2 separate regions of the Homo sapiens genome follow, and region 2 is linked to region 1. Evidence: read pairs that join two places in POLR2A ChIA-PET (ENCODE). Cell type or tissue: OCI-LY7. All regions are shown on one strand. Each heading gives the region's core, and the rest is flanking DNA. Links, peaks and the distances in the headings are about the cores only.

The links. Peaks named below come from ENCODE experiments on the same cell type or tissue, not always from the same donor. Only the 100,000 strongest peaks of a DNase experiment are listed, where the experiment ranks them.
Region 2: POLR2A ChIA-PET joins it to region 1 with 7 read pairs; 2 of 35 experiments call an interaction of 5 or more read pairs at or near these places.

Annotation. Positions count from the first base shown.
Region 1 is chr16:29,068,233-29,078,325 of GRCh38, forward strand. It overlaps the pseudogene PLA2G10CP and the pseudogene RRN3P2. Among named protein-coding and RNA genes, the nearest start is that of LAT, 88 kb to the left of the region's middle. RefSeq lists an enhancer at 6,482-6,681. In OCI-LY7, for the core only: no CTCF peak of the experiment used is centred there; a DNase peak (open chromatin) is centred at 6,889; H3K4me3 peaks cover 1,489 bases; H3K27ac peaks cover 824 bases.
Region 2 is chr16:29,662,018-29,672,110 of GRCh38, forward strand. SPN (sialophorin) reads left to right here and starts at 1,230. Exons shown (of 2, transcript NM_003123.6): 1 at 1,230-1,299; 2 at 1,678-8,859. The coding sequence starts at 1,712. The coding sequence ends at 2,914. RefSeq lists an enhancer at 635-714 and silencers at 895-954, 2,215-2,334. In OCI-LY7, for the core only: CTCF peaks have their summits at 2,331 and 2,530; DNase peaks (open chromatin) are centred at 2,394, 2,784, 3,384 and 4,844; H3K4me3 peaks cover 3,292 bases; H3K27ac peaks cover 3,338 bases.

The sequences.
Region 1 (10,093 bases), core at 2,838-7,837:
TTCAAGCAATTCTCCTGCCTCAGCCTCCTGAGTAGCTGGGATTACAGGCACCCGCCACCATGCCCAGCTAATTTTTGTATTTTTAGTAGAGACAGAGTTTCACTATGTTGGCCAGGCTGGTCTTGAACTCCTGACTTCAGGTGATCTGCCCACCTTGGCCTCCCAGAGTGCTGGGATTACAGGCATGAGCCACCACGCCCAGCCCCCATTTATTTTTTAGACTTTTATTATATTTTTTGAGACAGGGTCTCACTGTGTCTCCCAGGCTGGTGTGCAGTGGTACAAGCACAGCTCACTGAAGCCTCCCAGCTCAAGCAATCCTCTCACCTCAGCCTCCCGGGTAGCTGGAACGTGCCACCACACCTGGCTAATTTTTCTATTTTTTGGTAGAGATCGGGGTCTTGCTTTGTTGCCCAGGCTGGTCTTGAATTCCTGGGCTCAAGTGATCCTCCCACATTGGCCTCCCAAAGTGCTAGGATTACAGATATGAGGCACCATGCCCAGACTTAAACACCCATTTATTGTGCACTTTCTCTGCACCAGGCCCTGATCTGAGCCCCATGCACAGATGTGAACAAGACCTTACTCTCCAGGGACCAGGGGAAAGAAGTGCTACTTCTGTGCTCTGGAGAACCGAGTTCTCCAATCAGAAAAGATGAGAATGGAGGCCAGGTGCAGTGGTGACTAACGCCTGTACTCACACTTTGGGAGGCCGAGGCAGGAGGATCACCTGAGGTTAGGAGTTCGAGAGCAGCCTGGCCAACATGGTGAAAACCTATCTCTACTAAAAATACAAAAATTAGCCAGGTGTGGTGCCGTGTGCCTGTAATCCCAGCTACTTGGGAGGCTGAGGCAGAAGAATTGCTTGAACCTGGGAGGTAGAGTTTGCAGTGAGCTGAGATTCCCGCCACTGCACTCCAGCCTGGGGGACAGAGAGACTGTCTCAAAAAAAAAAAAAAGTTTTTTAAATTTAAAAAGGCAGCCGGGCACAGTGGCTCACGCCTGTAATCCCAGCACTTTGGGAGGCCGAGGCGGGCAGATCATGAGGTCAGGAGATCGAGAACCTCCTGGCTAACACAGTGAAACCCCATCTCTACTAAAAATACAAAAAATTAGCTGGGCGCAGTGGCGGGCGCCTGTAGTCCCAGCTACTCAGGAGGCTGAGGCAGGAGAATGGCGCGAACCCGGGAGGCAGAGCTTGTAGTGAGCTGAGACTGTGCCACTGCACTCCAGCCTGGGTGACAGAGCGAGACTCCGTCTCAGAAAAAAAAAAAAAAAAAAAAAAAAGCCAGTCACAGTGGCTCACGCCTGTAATCCCAGCACTTTGGAAGGCCAAGGTGGGTGGATCACAAGGTCAGTAGTTCAAGAGCAGCCTGGCCAAGATGGTGAAATCCTGTCTCTACCAAAAATACAAAAATTAGCTGGGCGCAGTTGCAGGTGCCTGTAATCCCAGCTACTTGGGAGGCTGAGGCAGGAGAATCATTTGAACCCAGGAAGTGGAGGTTGCAATGAGCTGAGATCGTGCCACTGCACTCCAGCCTGGGCGACAAGAGTGAGATTCTGTCAAAAAAAAAAAAAAATGGAATTGCTAGGACAGTCAAAAACAAATGGAATTGCTAGGACAGTCTAGACAGTTTTCACAAAGCAAGACTTTGGTCCCCTCTTCAGGACTCAGCATGGCCTCAGAGCCAGCCACCAGGCCCCGAATACCTTCAAGTTTGAGTGTAGAAGGGCATATTTCGCCTTCTTTTTGTGCTTCCCCTGACACCCTGACGTTCTTGACTCATCTGTCTTCATCTTCCGAGCCAACTTTGCTTACCCACAAAGGGAGGGCACTATTCCCTCACAAAACACAGCCCAAGGCTCACTCTTTCCTCTTTTCCTATAGAAGAGCCAAAGGGCATGACAGTTGCCTCTGCTCCTTTAACCTACCCACTCTTTCCTCACAGCCCTCCTCAGCCTTCACAGTCCATAATGCAGTCTTGAATTCTGGGCTTCATATTCTTGACACACTCTGCAAACAGAATCCCCTAGGAAGCTATATTTATTTCCTTTTTTTTTTTTTTTTTTTTTTGAGACGGAGTCTCACTCTGTCACCCAGCCTGGAGTGCAATGGCATGATCTCGGCTCACTGCAACCTCTGCCTCCCGGGTTCAAACGATTCTCCTGCTTTGGCCTCCCGAGTAGCTGGGACTACAGGTGCCCACCACCACACCTGGCTAATTTTTGTATTTTTGGTAGAGACAGGGTTTCACTATGTTGGCCAGGCTGGTCTCAAACTCTTGACCTCATGATCCTCACACCTCAGCCTCTCAAAGTGCTGGGATTACAGGCATGCGCCACCATGCCTGGCCTATTTACTTATTTTTATTTTTATTTTGAGACAGGTTCTCACTTTGTTGCCCAGGCTGCAGTGCAGTGGCATAAACATGGGTTATAGCAGCCTTGACCTCCTAGGCTCAAGCAAGCCCCCTGCCTCAGTCCCCCAAGCAGCTGGAACTACAGATATGTGCCACCATGTCCGGCTAATTTTTTTTTTTTTTTGAGGTGGAGTCTCGCTCTGTTGCACAGGCTGTAGTACAGTGGTGTGATCTTGGCTCACTGCAACTTCTGCCTCCCAGAGGCAGAGGATTACTCACACCTGTAATCCCAGTTTAGGGAGGCTGAAGCGGGCAGACAGCTTGAGGCCAGGAGTTTGACACCATCCTGGCCAACATGGTGAAAGCCTGTCTCTGCTAAATAAAAAAATTAGCCAGGCATGGTGGCACATGCCTGTGGTCCCAGCTACTCAGGAGGCTGAGGCACAAGAATCGCTCGAACCCAGGAGGCGTAGTTTTCAGTGAGCTGAGATCTCACCACTGCACTCCAGCCTGGGCGACAAGAGACTTCGTCTCAAAAAAAAAAAAAAAGAAAGATAATAAAGATGAGCAGAAATAAATGCAGCAGAGAATAAAAAATAGAGGAAGTAAGTAAAACCAAAATAATTTGGTTCTTTGAAAAATCCATAAAATTGATGAACCTTTAGATGGACTGACCAAGAAAAAAGCAGAGGAGACTCAAACTGCAAAACAGGAGCAAAAGAGGAGACATCACTACCAACATTAGATAAGTAAAAGAATTATCAGGGAATACTATGAACAGTTGTATGCCAACAAATTAGATGAAAGGAACAAATTCCTAGGGGTATTTAAACACCAAACTTAAGAAGAAATATAAAATCTAGGCCAGGCATGGTGGCTCACGTCTGTAATCCCAGCACTTTGAGGGGCTGAGTCAAGTAGATCATCTGAGATCAGGAGTTTGAGACCAGCCTGACCAACATGGTGAAACCTCATGTCTACTAAAGATACAAAAAATTAGCCAGGCAAGTGGCGCACGCCTGTAATCCCAGCTGAGGCAGGAGAATCACTTAAACCGGGGAGGTGGAGGTTGCAGTAAGCTGAGATTGTGCCATTGGGAGGAAAGCAGGTAGAAGGTGGGATCCGAGAGCAGCACACAGTAAGTGTCAATTGTCCTAGTTAATGTTCGGCTTCTTAAATTGGGTGATATGTTCACAGGTGTTCATTATGTTCTTTTTTTTTTTTTTTTTTGAGACAGAGTCTGACTCTGTTGCCCAGGCTGGGGTGCAGTGGTGCGATCTCGGCTCACTGCAAGCTCCACCTCTCGGGTTCATGCCATTCTCCTGCCTCAGCTTCCCAAGTAGCTGGGACTACAGGTGCCCGCCACCACGCCCGGCTAATTTTTTTTTTTTTTTTTTTTTTTTGTATTTTTAGTAGAGACGGGGTTTCACCGTGTCAGCCAGGATGGTCTCGATCTCCTGACCTCGTGATCCACCTGCCTCGGCCTCCCAAAGTGCTGGGATTACAGGCGGGAGCCGCTGCGCCCGGCCCATTATGTTCTTATAACTTACATTAACATATTATTTTGTACATGTCAAGCTTTTTTCCCCTTTTTTTTTTTTTTTAAGAGATGAGATTTTGCTTTGTCACCCAGGCCAGAGAGTGTCGTGGTGCAGTCATAGCTCACTGCAGCCTCCAACTCCTGGGTTCAAGTGATTCTCCCACCTCTGTCTGCCAAATAATTGGAACTACAGGCATGTGCCACCATGCTTGGGTAAGTTTTTTTATTTTTTATTTTTTATTTATTATTATTATACTTTAAGTTTTAGGGTACATGTGCACAATGTGCAGGTTAGTGACATATGTATACATGTGCCATGCTGGTGTGCTGCACCCATTAACTCGTCATCTAGCATTAGGTGTATCTCCCAATGCTATCCCTCCCCCCTCCCCCCTCCCCCCACCCCACAACAGTCCCCAGAGTGTGATGTTCCCCTTCCTGTGTCCATGTGTTCTCATTGTTCAATTCCCACCTATGAGTGAGAATATGCAGTGTTTGGTTTTTTGTTCTTGCGATAGTTTACCGAGAATGATGATTTCCAATTTCATCCATGTCCCTACAAAGGACGTGAACTCATCATTTTTTATGGCTGCACAGTATTCCATGGCATATATGTGCCACATTTTCTTAATGCAGTCTATCATTGTTGGACATTTGGGTTGGTTCCAAGTCTTTGCTATTGTGAATAATGCCGCAATAAACATACGTGTGCATGTGTCTTTAAAACAGCACGATTTATAGTCCTTTGGGTATCCTGGGTAAGTTTTTTAAAAGTGTTATTTGTAGAGACGGAGTCTGGCTGTGTTGCCTGGGCTGGTCTCAAACTCCTGGCTTCAAGTTATCCTCCTGCCTCAGCCTCCCAAAGCTCTGGCATTACAGGTGTGAGCCACTGCACCCAGACTCAGACTTTTTTTAAGGGAAAGAATGGGAGTATAGGTGGGGAGACACACTTTGGGAGGCCAAGGTGGGAGGATCACTTGGGCCGGGGGTTCAAGACCAGCCTGGGCAACAAAGTGAGACCTCGTATTTACCAAAAATACAAAAAATTAGCTGGGCTTGGTGGTGTGGGTTTGGGAGGCTGAGGTGAGAGGATTGCATAAGCTGTAGGAGCCCGAGGCTGCAACGAGCTGTGATCGCGCCATTGCGCTCTAACTTGGGCTAGACAATGAGATCCTGTCTCAAACCAAAACAAAACAAAACAGATAATTGTCAAATTGCTGTTTTGCTATTGTTGCTTTTTGTTTTTGCTTTGCTTTGCCTTGGAAGTGAAGAAGAGATTCTCATTTAAACCGTTATCTTGAAGTATTGAAGTATCTTTGTGAGCTAGGGTGCAATTATTTCCTCTGTCCTTGAGACACAGATGATTCCTGTCCAACATTCCCAAGGAACTCAGTAAGGACCAAATAGAGACTCAGGAAAGACAGTTACTGATTTTACACTGTTGCAAAACAGAGCTATGGTTTATGTTTAACAAACTGCTGGCGGGGCGTGGTGGCTCATGCCTGTAATCCCAGCACTTTGGGATGCCAAGGTGGGTGGATCACTTGAGGTCAAGAGTTCAAGACCAGCCTGGCCAACATGGTGAAACCCTGTCTCTACTAAAAATACAAAAATTAGCAGGGCATGGTGGTGCATGCCCGTAATCCTAGCTACTGGGGAGGGTGAGGCACAAGAATCGCTTGAACCTGGGAATCAGAGGATGCAGTGAGCCGAGATCACGACACTGTACTCCAGCCTGGGTGACAGAGCGAGACTCTGTCTCAAAAAAAACACAAAAAACATAAAAACCAAATTGCTGTATTTTATTTTGTGAAATAGGGTCTAGATCTGTTGTCTAGGCTGGAGTGCAGGGGTGCAATCACAGCTCACTGCGGCCTTGACCTCCAGGGCTCAAGCGATCCTCCCTCCTCAGTTTTCAAGTAGCTGGGACTACAGGTATGCACCATCATATGTTGCCCAGGCTGGTCTTGAACTCCTGGAGAGAGATACATATAAACACACACACACACACACACACACACACACACACACACCCTTTTTTTTTTTTTTTTTTGAGACACAGTTTCACTCCTCACCCAGGCTGGAGTGCAATGGCACAATCTTGGCTCATTGCAACCTCTGCCTCCTGGGTTCAAGCTATTCTCCTGCCTTGGCCTCCCAAGTAGCTGGGATTACAGGCACTGCCACCATGTCTGGCTAATTTTGTATTTTTAGTAGAGACAGGGTTTTGTCATGTTGGCCAGGCTGGTCTCAAACTTCTGGCCTCAGGTGATCCACTTGCCTCGGCCTCCCAAAGTGTTGGGATAACAGGCATGAGCCACTGCGCCGGGCCCATACATATGCATTTAAAAAAATTTATTTATTTATTTCGAGACAGGGTCTCACTCTGTTGCCCAAGCAGGAGTGCAGTGGTGCTATCTCCCAGGCTCAAGCAATCCTCAGCCTCCCGAGTAGCTGGGACTACAGGTATGTGCCATCACACCCAGATAATTTTTATTATTTTTATTTTTTAAGTTTTTTGTAGAGATGGAGTTTCACCGTGTCACCCAGGCTGGATATTTTTGTATTTTTGATAGGCCTGTACAGTTTCCAAAGTTGCAACCTTTCCCCCTCCCTGAGAGTAGGGGCAGCCCCTGCTCTCCCTCTACATCCTCCACAGTCCCGAGGTTTTGGCCTCTGTTTCCTCTGTTTCCTATGCTTGGAACACCAGTCGCTCTTTTGTTGGTCTGGCTGACTTCTGTTCCTCTTTTAAAAATTTAAGTTTGGCCGGGTGCGGTGGCTCACGGGGCCCCTGATTGTCTGAAGGTTGCGCTGGCACGCGCAACTTCCGGGACAGAGGCTGTGGCTGGAAGGAGCTGGGCATCCGGCCTGAGGCGCAGCGGTCGCGTTAGTTCGGCCCAATGGCGGCACCGCTGCTTCACACGCGTTTGCCGGGAGATGCGGCCGCTTCGCCCTCTGCAGTCAAGATGCTGGGCGCGTCGAGGACTGGGTAAGATTCAGGCCGCTTCCTTCTGTGCGTCTGGGACCAAAGCTCAGGACCGCTCTTAGAGGAGCAGATTGAAAGGATGTGGGGCAAAGCTAATGGCGTGTGATAGGAGCACGGGGTCGAGGGTCATCTCACGTTCACAGAAATGAGCTCATTCCTCCTAACTGGGTAATAGACATGGGTGGGGCCTGGAAAAGTGAGTATGTTCTCTGTTCTGGAGGCCCCCTTTCCCGACTGTGTCTCTTCGTGATTTCCCAGGCCTGGGTACTGCCTTCTGCGCCTTGACCCCTCTTCCTTCCCTCTTCTTCGTCCAAATTTGGAAGGGATTTCCCTGGGCTATGTGGGTTATCAGCCGAACGTTGTCACTCATGGCAAATTGAATATTACATCTTTTTTGTTTGAAATTTGTTTCGACACACGTATTTGTTTAGCAGTCTTTATTTTGCTCCACTTTTAAAATCCCTAACCCCATAGCACTCTTGGCGTTTAACTTTCAGAGTCATTAGGATGCTATGTTTTTTCATTAATTTACTACGTGTAAGTGAAGCAAACCTTGTAAAACAATTAGCGTAATATGATTCATAATGTTTATCGAGCTCCTGCTTACTGTGTTAAACACTGGCGACAGTGGTTTATCCAAAGACACTAATGTCCCTGCTTTCTACAGAGCTTACAGCATATTGGGGGGAAGGCAGTACATAGGCCAATAAATAAACGAACACGATGATTTCAGTTATACAACAAGGTAATGGGGGAGGGAGAAGGGAGAGAAGGAGTGTTTGAGATTTCTCATTGGGAAGACATCTGTCATTTGAGCTTCTATTTGAATGAAGACAAAAATCTAGGCCGGGCACGGTTGCTCACGCCTGTAATCCCAGCACTTTGGGAGGCTGAGGTGGGCGGATCACCTGAAGTCAGGAGTTCGAGACCAGCCTGGCCAACATGCGAAACCTCGTCTCTACTGAAAATACAAAAATTAGCCGGGCGTGGTGGCAGGCTCCTGTAATCTCAGCTACTCAGGAGGCTGAGGCAGGAGAATTGCTTGAACCCGGGAGATGGAGGTTGCAGTTAAGCTGAGATCACACCACTGCACTCCAGCCTGGGCAGCAGAGCAAGACTCCATCTCAAAAAAAAAAAAAAATCCAGCCACATAGAGATTTGGGAAAAGAGTATTTCCAATAGAGTGAACAGTAAGTGAAATGAGAAACAGCTTGGCTTGTTTGAAGAGCAGAAAAGACATGATGGCTGTAGTAAAACAAGTTGTTGGAGATGAGGTGAGAGAGGTAGGCAGGGGCCAGATTAATGTAGGATCTTAAAGACCACACTGAGAGATTTGGATTTTTACTGTAAGTGCAGTGGGAAGACAGTTATTGGTTGCTGAGCAAAGGAGGGATTGTTGATTAAGAGTGGAAGCAGGGAGACCAGTAAAGAGGCCTTAACAATAGTTCCACTGAATTATGTTGGTTCAATAAAGGTTGGCTATTATAATTTTTATTATTTTCATGAACTTAATAGCTTGTTAATCTTGGTTCCACAGGATTTCAAATATGCGTGCATTAGAGAATGATTTTTTCAATTCTCCCCCAAGAAAAACTGTTCAGTTTGGTGGAACTGTGACAGAAGTCTTGCTGAAGTACAAAACGGTAAGAGGAGATAATGTGTGAGGTTTGCTTTTGGTCAGGTCAGAATACAACTATTGCTGTTATACTAAAGACCAATAGAAATAGCAAGATTAATTAAGATACCAGTTGAAATCAAATATTTAATAATAGCATGATGCCATCAGTGCAAAATTAGAGTAATAGTGTCCTTTTTTTTCCCCCACCTTGGCCCATTTCACAGGTAATAATGAGAGAGTAATAATGTCTTTACTGAGGTTTCACCTCTTCAAATGCTTTATTTACAAAGCATCTTTTAACTTCAGCAAGTGCTAGAATTAAAAACAATTACAGCATTTTATTTATTTATTTATTTGTGCTGGAGTCTTCCTCTGTCACCCAGGCTGGAGTGCAGTGGCGTGACCTCGGCTCACTGCATCCTCCACCTCCCAGGTTCAAGCAATTCTCCTGCCTCAGTCTTCTGAATAGCTAGGGTTACAGGCATGCACCACCACACCTGGCTAATTTTTTAATTTTTTTAATAGAGACGGGGTTTCACCATGTTGGCCAGGCTGGTCTCGAACTCCTGAGCTTGTAATCCACCCGCCTTGGCCTCCCAAAGTGCTGAGATTACAGACGTGAGCCACCATGCCTGGCCTACAGCATTTTATTTTTTGAGGAACTTACCTAAGCATTACTTTGGGACAGTAAACCGGTTCTCTGAATAGGGATTTTTGTTTTTGTGGTAGGTTAGAAGCATTTCTACTATATCTCAGCAGTAGAGGGAAAATGTTAAGTAACCGTATGTTTATATGTAATATCCATTTGTATCCATATTTGAGTAAATACTTTTTTAGATCCTCCTGAATTAGATCATTATAGCTGGCTGTTTTTTTTCCCTCATGCTTTTTGAGAATTCGCAGGAGTATCAACTATTATATTCAAATGTCAATACAGAAGTATAGCTAAATGTAGTTTATCATTTTCCTTTTTCCAAGCCCTCTGGCTGCACTAACATGAGTGTTTAAATTTTTGTAGTCATGATTTTATAATCCGCAATTGACATGTGAAAGTTAGTGTTCCTTTTATAATTTCATCTGATGTTAAAGTACGGTTAAAAGTCTTGCTGTTGATACTAAACAGGAAACAAAAGCATAACTTAATTATTTCCCCTCCTTGTTAAGGGTGAAACAAATGACTTTGAGTTGTTGAAGAACCAGCTGTTAGATCCAGACATAAAGGTAATTAATTTTGTGTTTGATCATTAGCAAAATTATTGCCACTTTATACAGACATAGTTTGCTCTTTGGGTCCCATTCTGTTCTGCAGAACTTGCTCTCTCCATGGTCCTCCCTTACTTTAATCTGGTGGTTCTCAACCAGGGACAGTTTTACCCCCTAGAAGACATTTGGTGATGGCTGCAGATATTTTTGTCACAATTGGGAGGAAAGGGTGCTACTGGCATTTAGTGGGTGAATGACAGAGATGCTGCTAAACATCTCACAGTGCACAGGGCAGCCTCCCATAACCAAGAGTGATCCAGCCCCAAATGACAACAGTGTTGAGGCTGGGAAACCCTGCTCTAATGCTTCCTTTCTATTAGATTACT
Region 2 (10,093 bases), core at 2,197-7,196, 590 kb after region 1:
TTAAAAAATTATTTATTTTTTTAGTGATAGGAGTTTTGCTACGTTGCCCAGGCTGGTTTCAAACTCTTGGGCTCAGGAGGTCCTCCCACTTTGGCCTGGACTGCCAGCATAATGTATCACCACACCCGGGACTGATTTTCGTTTTTCAAGAACAAAAACCAAAAACATACACAAACCGAGAGTCAAAGCTTGCTAATTAGAGGAAAGTCAGGAAATGGGAACCATTCAAAGAAGAAAATACCCCCACCTCCTACTCTCACCTATCCAAAGACAATTAGGTGAATCCCTTAGTAGATATCTTTCCAGACGGTTTTCCATATAGATTCCCATATCTGGCCAGGCGCGGTGGCTCACACCTGTAATCCTAGCGCTTGGGGAGGCTGAGGCGGATGGACCACCTGAGGTCAGGAGTTCGAGACCAGCCTGACCAACATGGAGAAACCTCGTCTCTACGAAAAATACAAAATTAGCCGGGCACAGTGGTGCAAGCCTGTAATCCCAGCTACTCAGGAGGCCGAGGCAGGAGAATTGCTTGAACCTAGGAGGCAGACATTGTGCTGAGCCGAGCCAAGATCATGCCATTGCACTAAACTCCGCCTTAAAAAAAAAAAAAAAGATTCCCACATCTTTACTAGTTTGCAGAAATAAGATCCTAGCATATGCAGTGTGTAGGAACCACCTTGGTTTAGCCACGTCTCTGTGACTGGGGGCCACTGTGGTGACCCCCAGCTCCCCGGACAGAGTCAAGAGCTCACCAGCCTGCAAAGGTTTTCACGGCCCCCAGCCAGACTCGGGGGCTTCCTCTTGCCCTGCTACTTCCTGGGAGCTCTGAGGGCAGGAAATGGCGCCACTCAGCTCCTGGCCTAACAGCTTGGGGACCACAAATGCAAAGGAAACCACCCTCCCCTCCCACCTCCTCCTCTGCACCCTTGAGTTCTCAGGCTCACATTCCCACCACCCACCTCTGAGCCCAGCCCTCCCTAGCATCACCACTTCCATCCCATTCCTCAGCCAAGAGCCAGGAATCCTGATTCCAGATCCCACGCTTCCCTGCCTCCCTCAGGTGAGCCCCAGACCCCCAGGCACCCCGCTGGCCCCTGAAGGAGCAGGTGATGGTGCTGTCTTCGCCCAGCAGCTGTGGGAGCAGGCGGGTGGGGCAGGATGGAGGGGTGGGTGGGGTGGGTGGAGCCAGGGCCCACTTCCTTTCCCCTTGGGGCCCTGTCCTTCCCAGTCTTGCCCCAGCCTCGGGAGGTGGTGGAGTGACCTGGCCCCAGTGCTGCGTCCTTATCAGCCGAGCCGGTAAGAGGGTGAGACTTGGTGGGGTAGGGGCCTCAGTGGGCCTGGGAATGTGCCTGTGGCTTGAAAAGACTCTGACAGGTTATGATGGGAAGAGATTGGGAGCCATTGGGCTGCACAGGGTCAGGGAAGGCCAGGAGGGGCTGGTCACTGCTGGAATCTAAGCTGCTGAGGCTGGAGGGAGCCTCAGGATGGGGCTGATGGGGGAGCTGCCAGCATCTGTTCCTCTGTCATTTCTGATAACAGTAAAAGCCAGCATGGAAAAAACCGTTAAACCGCAGGTTGGGCCTGGCCGTTGGCAGGGAAGTGGGCAGAGGGGAGGCCCGGCCAGGTCCTCCGGCAACTCCCGCGTGTTCTGCTTCTCCGGCTGCCCACCTGCAGGTCCCAGCTCTTGCTCCTGCCTGTTTGCCTGGAAATGGCCACGCTTCTCCTTCTCCTTGGGGTGCTGGTGGTAAGCCCAGACGCTCTGGGGAGCACAACAGCAGTGCAGACACCCACCTCCGGAGAGCCTTTGGTCTCTACTAGCGAGCCCCTGAGCTCAAAGATGTACACCACTTCAATAACAAGTGACCCTAAGGCCGACAGCACTGGGGACCAGACCTCAGCCCTACCTCCCTCAACTTCCATCAATGAGGGATCCCCTCTTTGGACTTCCATTGGTGCCAGCACTGGTTCCCCTTTACCTGAGCCAACAACCTACCAGGAAGTTTCCATCAAGATGTCATCAGTGCCCCAGGAAACCCCTCATGCAACCAGTCATCCTGCTGTTCCCATAACAGCAAACTCTCTAGGATCCCACACCGTGACAGGTGGAACCATAACAACGAACTCTCCAGAAACCTCCAGTAGGACCAGTGGAGCCCCTGTTACCACGGCAGCTAGCTCTCTGGAGACCTCCAGAGGCACCTCTGGACCCCCTCTTACCATGGCAACTGTCTCTCTGGAGACTTCCAAAGGCACCTCTGGACCCCCTGTTACCATGGCAACTGACTCTCTGGAGACCTCCACTGGGACCACTGGACCCCCTGTTACCATGACAACTGGCTCTCTGGAGCCCTCCAGCGGGGCCAGTGGACCCCAGGTCTCTAGCGTAAAACTATCTACAATGATGTCTCCAACGACCTCCACCAACGCAAGCACTGTGCCCTTCCGGAACCCAGATGAGAACTCACGAGGCATGCTGCCAGTGGCTGTGCTTGTGGCCCTGCTGGCGGTCATAGTCCTCGTGGCTCTGCTCCTGCTGTGGCGCCGGCGGCAGAAGCGGCGGACTGGGGCCCTCGTGCTGAGCAGAGGCGGCAAGCGTAACGGGGTGGTGGACGCCTGGGCTGGGCCAGCCCAGGTCCCTGAGGAGGGGGCCGTGACAGTGACCGTGGGAGGGTCCGGGGGCGACAAGGGCTCTGGGTTCCCCGATGGGGAGGGGTCTAGCCGTCGGCCCACGCTCACCACTTTCTTTGGCAGACGGAAGTCTCGCCAGGGCTCCCTGGCGATGGAGGAGCTGAAGTCTGGGTCAGGCCCCAGCCTCAAAGGGGAGGAGGAGCCACTGGTGGCCAGTGAGGATGGGGCTGTGGACGCCCCAGCTCCTGATGAGCCCGAAGGGGGAGACGGGGCTGCCCCTTAAGTGTCGGTGAATAGTGAGGCTGGAGGCCGGAATCTCAGCCAGCCTCCAGCACCTTCCCTCTCACCATCCCACTGCCCCCTCGCTCCCATGTTTCCACCCGGCACCCTGATCCTCACCCGAATCTCCTTTTTTTTTTTCTTTTGAGACAGAGTTTCGCTTTGTCGCCCAGGCTGGAGTGCAATGCACGATCTCAGTTCACTGCAACCTCTGCCTCCTAAGTTCAGGCGATTCTCCTGCCTCAGCTTCCCGAGTAACTGAGATTACAGGCACCCACCACCATGCCCAGCTGCTTTTTTGTATTTTTGGTAGAGATGGGGTTTCACCATGTTGGCTAGGCTGGTCTCAAACTCCTGACCTCAGGTGATCTACCTGCCTCAGCCTCCCAAAGTGCTGAGATTACAGACATGAGCCTCCGCGCCTTGCCTCCTCACCCACCTCTTCACTCTGAATCCTCATGAGGCTTCTCAGCCCTGGATTTCCTGCTGCCATCCTCACCCAGCACCCACAACTAGCGCCTGGGCAGGGCAGGGCTGGCACCTCTCAACGTCTGTGGACTGAATGAATAAACCCTCCTCATCCACCCCTATTTATCTCCATCACCATTTCCCCCTCTTTCTTGTTCCTGGAAACGGCTGCTGAGTCTCCATCGGCCAAACTTATCTGCCCTGTGATTTCTTTGACAATTCTCCTTTTCCCCCAGAACCCACCCTGGGTTGACCAGAGTCTGGGAAGAAGGACAAGAGAACCCGGCAAACTCCCTCCTAGGATTAACTTTGTAAAGCACCCTTGCCCTGTAGCTGCAAGGGCTGTGGAACCTGGGCAGCCCGCAACCACCTTTAGCTCTGGGCCCCCCAGGCCAGCCTGGAGCATGGCTGGGTGGGGCCACCAGCCCATGCTCTCAGGCGGGCCTGTGATCTTTCCCAGGGCACATGGACTGTAGGCTGGCCCTGGCCCACACCACCACACTCTCCCCAGCCATGGACAGAGGCAGCCAGAGGCCTCACGGTTTCTCCTCCGAGTTTCTGGCTGGGTGTAGTTCTCAGAAACCCCAGTGCCTGCGTGTGTCCACTCGTGGGTGTGGTTTGTGTGCAAGAGCTGAGGATTTGGCGATGCTTGGGAGGGGTAGTTGTGGGTACAGACGGTGTGGGGGTGGGAAGTGGTGCAGAGACTGAAGAGGGTCAACCTGGGCATGGGGGACACAGGGACTGCTGAGAACGTGCGTGTCATCTTTGCTCTGATGGGGTGGACATAGCAGAAAATCTAACTCTGTCTGTAGCCCCATACAGAATGCCAGGGTGAGCACAGTGGCTGGTGCCTTTAATCCCAGCACTTTGGAAAGTTGAGGCAGGAGGATCGCTTGAGCCCAGGAGTTCGAGTCTGAAGTGAGCTGTGATTGCACCACTGCACTTCAGCCTGGGCAACAGAGTGAGCCCCTGTCTCAAAAAAGAAAAGAAAAAGAAAGCCAGGCTTCATGGAAAGATCGTATGTGTGACCCAAATATGAGTTCTTCAGCTCAGCCATGGTAATCCCTTCCTTGAAGTCTCCATTTCTGCAGTACACATGCATGTGCGCTCTCTCTCTCTCTCTCTCTCTCACACACACACACACACACACACACACACGCGCGCGCGCGCGCGCTCTCCTGCGAACAGAGGCAGGGGGAGAGGGGTTTGCCCTGGTCTCGGGGACTGGTCTGGCTGGCGCTTCCCCACTGCACGTTTCCAGGTTTAGTTTGTCTGTGTCTCCTCTTCCATCCCAGGGGCTGAGCCCCTTCCATCCTCCAAGAGGAACCAGTGAGAGTGAGTGAAGGAGGGGCCTGGAGCCAGGGACTTCCCCTGTGGGGCCTGGGTGGAGAGGGGAGAACTCAATGGTGCTGCCTTTGAGACCAGCCCAGGCTACAGCCCAGGAGCACACATGGGCCAGGGCAGTTGGTATTTCCCGAGGACAAAGAGGAAATTTTCAAAGAGGAAGTTGTTGAGTTAGAGCTTGCGGTGGCTGAGAGCAGACAGGTTGACCTGCAAAAAAAGACAGGGGAGGCATGTGAGTGTGACAGCCCTGCTCTGTGGCCTGGGCAGGAGATGGGGGAAAGGGTCAGGTGGGGGATGGGCTCGTGCAGTGGGAGAGGAGACGGAGGGAGGGAGCGGGAAGGGGCTTGCTTAGTGGGTGGGAAGAGCTGAGCTCGGATGGAACCAGCTTCTACCAGCCAGGCTGGGCACCCACTGGGCTGCATCTGGTGGCCTTTTCTGATTGCTATTTGGACTCACTGCAGCTGCAGAATGACAGAGGCCATGTCCAAAATCCCTTAGAGACACTGTTGTCTTAGAGTTGTTAAAATAAGAGCCCCCATATCAGGTTTAGAAAATACTGTCACCGAACGAACGTCGCTGTCCTCAGCTCCACCTCCCTTTCCTTTGACAGATATGGTTGTTTTCTAAGCCAGGACTGGTTTTAGTCAGGTCCTGGGCGAATCCTGAAAAAAAGAGGTAGTACGGGTAAGGAAGGCACCCAACAGGGCTTTCACAATCCAGAAAATATCAAAATATAAGTGTTAAAAGAGAGGCACAGGCCGGGTGCGGTGGCTCACGCCTGTAATCTCAGCACTTTGGGAGGCCAAGGTGGGCAGATCATGAGGTCAGGAGTTTGAGACCAGCCTGGCCAATATGATGAAACCCCGTTTCTACTAAAAATACAAAAGTTAGCCAGGCATGGTGGTGTGCTCCTGTAATCCCAGCTACTTAGGAGGCTGAGGCCAGAGAATTGCTTGAACCCTGGAGTCAGAGGTTGCAGTGAGCCGGGATCATGCCACTGTACTCCAGGCTGGGTGACAAAGTGAGACTGTCTCAAAAAATAAAAATAAATAAAATAAATAAAAGAGAGGCACAAACAGTGTTATGAATGCACCAAGGAAAATGGTGCATTCATAACTCTCAGGTGAAGCCTACCAAGCCATGCGTGTGTGCACATATGTGTGTACGTGTGCATGTGCGTGCGTGCATGTGCGTGCGTGCATGTGCCTGTGTGTGTATGTGTGCACATGTGTGTGCGCATGTGTGTGTGTGCGCGCATGTGTGTGTGCATGCATGTTCTCCCATGCATGTGTACTGTGGCAAGGGAGACTTTGAGGAAGAGATTCCAGTGGCTGAGCAGAAGGGCTCGCATTGCCCTGGCGAAAGGTTGGAAGGCTTCACCTGAGAGTGTGTCGTGGCCTTTGTCATATCCACTGCTTGATTCCTTTCTTTAAAAATTATTTTTATTGTTTTCTACATATGAGAACCACCACACCTGGCTAATTTTTGTATTTTTTGTAGAGATGGGGTTTCACCATGTTGTCCCGGCTGGTCTCAAACTCCCGGGCACAAGAGATCCACCTGCCTCAGCCTCCCAAAATGCTGGGACTATAGGCATGAGCCACTGCACCCAGCCACTGCTTCATTCCTGGTGGCTGCTGTGCCTGGCATGTTGCAGATCCTCCATGAATATGCATTTGAATGAATGAATGAATGAATGAATGAATGAATGGAGATGACGCCTCAGAGATTCTTTCTTTTGAGATGAGGTCTCATTCTGTCACCCAGACTAGAGGGCAGTGGTGCAATCACAGCTCACCACAGCCTCAACCTCCTGGGCCTCCCAAGTAGCTGCGATCACAGGTGTGCACCAACATGCCCAGCTAATTTTTTTTTTTAATTTTTAATTTGTACAGACAGGGTCTTGCTGTGTTGCCCAGGCTGGTCTCAAACTCCTGGGCTCAAGTGGTCCTCCCACCTAAGCTTCCCCAAATACTGGGATTATAGGTGTGAGCCACTGTGCCCAGGCTTGCCTCAGATATTTGAAGGCTGGGAAGGATTTTGCAAAGCTGGGAAAAGGAAAAGGCATTCCCAGCAGAGGGGATAGCAGGTGGAAATACATAATTAAAAAAAAAAAACGTGGAGCAGATCCAGCGCAGTGGCTCATGCCTGTAATCCCAGCACTTTGGGAGGCAGAGCAGGGAGGATTGCTTGAGTCTAGGAGTTCAAGACCAGCCTGGGTAACATAGAAAGACCCTGTCTCTACAAAAACACAAAAAATTAGCCAGGCGTGGTGGTGCATGCCTGTAGTACCAGCTACTTGAGAAGCTGAGGCAGGAGGACTGCTTGAAGCCAGGAGTTTGAGACCAGCCTGGGCAACATAGTGAGACCCCGTGTCTACAAAAAGTAAACATTTATATATATATTTTTTAAAGTGGAGCAGTTCAATATAGAGTCTTTTTTGAACAAACGTGAAATAGATGTCTTTTTTTTTTTTTTGAGATGGAGTTTTCACTCTTGTTACCCAGGCTGGAGTGCAATGGCGTGATCTTGGCTCACCAGAACCTCCGCCTCCTGGGTTCAAACAATTCTCCTGCCTCAGCCTCCCAGGTAGCTGGGATTACAGGCATGCACCACCAAACCCGGATAATTTTGTATTTTTAGTAGAGATGGGGTTTCACCATGTTGGTCAAGCTGGTCTTGAACTCCCGACCTCTGCTGATCCGTATGCCTCGGCCTCCCAAAGTGCTGGGATTACATGCGTGAGCCACCGTGCCCGACAATAGATGTCTTTTAATTTTCTGGAGGAAAAAGCAAAGCAAAAGAAGCAGTGGATATTTTAAGACTAAAAAGGAAAACAAAAAAAGGAGATAGAGCAGGCCAGACGTGGTGGCTCAACGTCTGTAATCCCAGCACTTTGGGAGGCCGAGGCAGGTGGATCACCTGAGGTCAGGAGTTCAAGACCAGCCTGACCAACATGGTGAAACCCTGTTTCAAAATACAAAAAATTAGCTGGGCGTGGTGGCGGGCACCTGTAATCCCAGCTACTTGGGAGGCTGAGGCAGGAGAATCCCTTGAACCCAGGAGGTGGAGGTTGCAGTGAGCCGAGATCACGCCATTGCACTCCAGCCTGGGCGACAAGTAAAAAACTCCATCTCAAAAAAAAAAAAGGAGATAGAGCAAGGAACAGTAAGAAAATAGTTGGGTGCAGTGGCTATGCGGTGGCACTATAGGAGGCTGAGGCGGGCAGATCACCTGAGGTCAGGAGTTGGAGACCAGCCTGGGCAACATAGACCCCTATCTCTACAAAAAATTTGAAATATGAAAAATTAGCCAGGTGTAGTGGTGTGCGCCTGTGGTACCAGCTACTCAAGAGGCGAAGGCAGGGAAGATTGCTTGAGCCCAGGAGTTTGAGGCTATAGTGAGCTGTGATCATGCCACTGCACTCCAGCCTGGGCAATAGTGTGAGACTCTGTCTCAAAAGAAAGAACATGGCCAGGCGTGGTGGCTCACACCTGTAATCCCAGCACTTTGGGAGGCCGAGGCAGTCAGATCATGAGGCCAGTTTGAAACCAGCCTGGCCAACATGGTGAAACCCTGTCTCTACTAAAAATACAAAAATTAGCCAGGCGTGGTGGCATGCCCCCGTAATCCCAGCTACTTGGGGGTCTGAGGCAGAAGAATTGCTTGAAACCGGGAGGCAGAGGTTGCAGTGAGCCGAGATCGTGTCATTGCACTCTAGTCTGGGCGACAGAGCAAGACTCCGTCTTGGAAAAAAATTTAAAAAAAGAAAATATAAAATATGGTATAAGATTAAATATATTAGTTATGAAAATAATTGTAAATGGCTTATTGAACTTATAGTCAGTAAAAATCATGTTTTTGAAAATTATGTAATGACTTTGGAAAATACCAGCAATATAATGTTAAGTGGGGAAAAAAGCAAGTTACTCCTCTGTAATACATATGATTTTAGTTTTGTAATAAAAATTCCCAACCATATATGCACTTATAGGGAAACAAAGGACCCATCGCAAATGTTTTCCATGCTGATCTCCAAAGTGGTGAGTTTATGTGTGATTTTTATTTTGTTTATGCTCTTCTGTATTTTCCGAATTTCATACAATAAATATCTGTTACTTTTACAATATGAAAAAATAGTGGTCAAAAAGGTGTTCAAGGGGGTGGCCTGGGGGTGTCTGGTTTGAGGAGAGTGGTAGGGGATGAGGCTGCAAGTGGAGGTTGGAGCCATGCTATGAAAAGTTCAAGAGTTTGAATTGAGTTCTGAGGTTTGTTTTTGTTTTTGTTTTTGTTTTTTGAGACGGAGTCTCACCCTGTCACCCAGGCTGGAGTGCAGTGGCACGGGTTCATGCCATTCTCCTGCCTCAGCCTCCTGAGTAGCTGGAACCACACGCGCCCGCCACCACACCAGGCTAATTTTTTTGTATTTTTAGGAGAGACAGGGTTTCACCATGTTAGCCAGGATGGTCTCGATCTCCTGACCTCGTGATCCACCTGCCTCGGCCTCCCAAAGTGCTGGGATTACAGGCGTGAGCCACAGTGCTCTGCGTGAGCCATAGTGCTCTGCTGAGAGTTTGAATTGCATTCTGGAAGTAGTGGTGAAATCAACACACCTAAGTCTGCTCTTCTCCTCTCTTCTAGTCCCCAGAGTGGTGAGTAGCATCGTTCTGGTGGCCCAGGCAAAACGCCTTAGGACCACCGTGCAGCCCCACTCTTTCCCCATTCCTGCTCTCCAGGTGCCAAGTCCCTGGCTCTTCTTCCACCGACCCTTGCATCCCTTCCTTCTCTTCAGTCCTCATCGCACCTCACCGGGATCCTATTGACACTTCCCCTTTGATTTCCTTCCGCTCTCTGCTAGTGATGGTCCCAGGGACCCTTCTAAAAGGTCACTGTGGGCTGGGCACAGTGGCTCACGCCTGTAATCCCAACACTTTGAGAGGCTGAGGTGGGCCAATCATCTGAGGTCAGGAGTTCGAGACCAGCCTGGCCAACATGGTGAAACCCCATCTCTACTGAAAGTACAAAAATTAGCCGGGCGTGGTGGTGTGCACCTGTAGTCCCAGCTACTCGGGAGGCTGAGGCGGGGGAATTGTTGGTCCCCGGGAGATGGAGGTTGCAGTGAGCCAAGATCGCGCCGTTGCACTCCAGCCTGGGTGACAGAATGAGACTCCGTCTCAAAAAAAAAAAAAAAAGAAAAAAGAAAAATAGCTGGGCATCGTGGCACACACCTGTAGTTCCAGCTACTCAGGAGGATGAGGTAGGAAGATCACTTGAGCCCAAGAGGTCCAGACTGCAGCGAGTCATGATCACACCACTGCACTCCAGCCTGCGTGGCACCCTGTCTCAAAATATAATAATAATAAAATTTAAA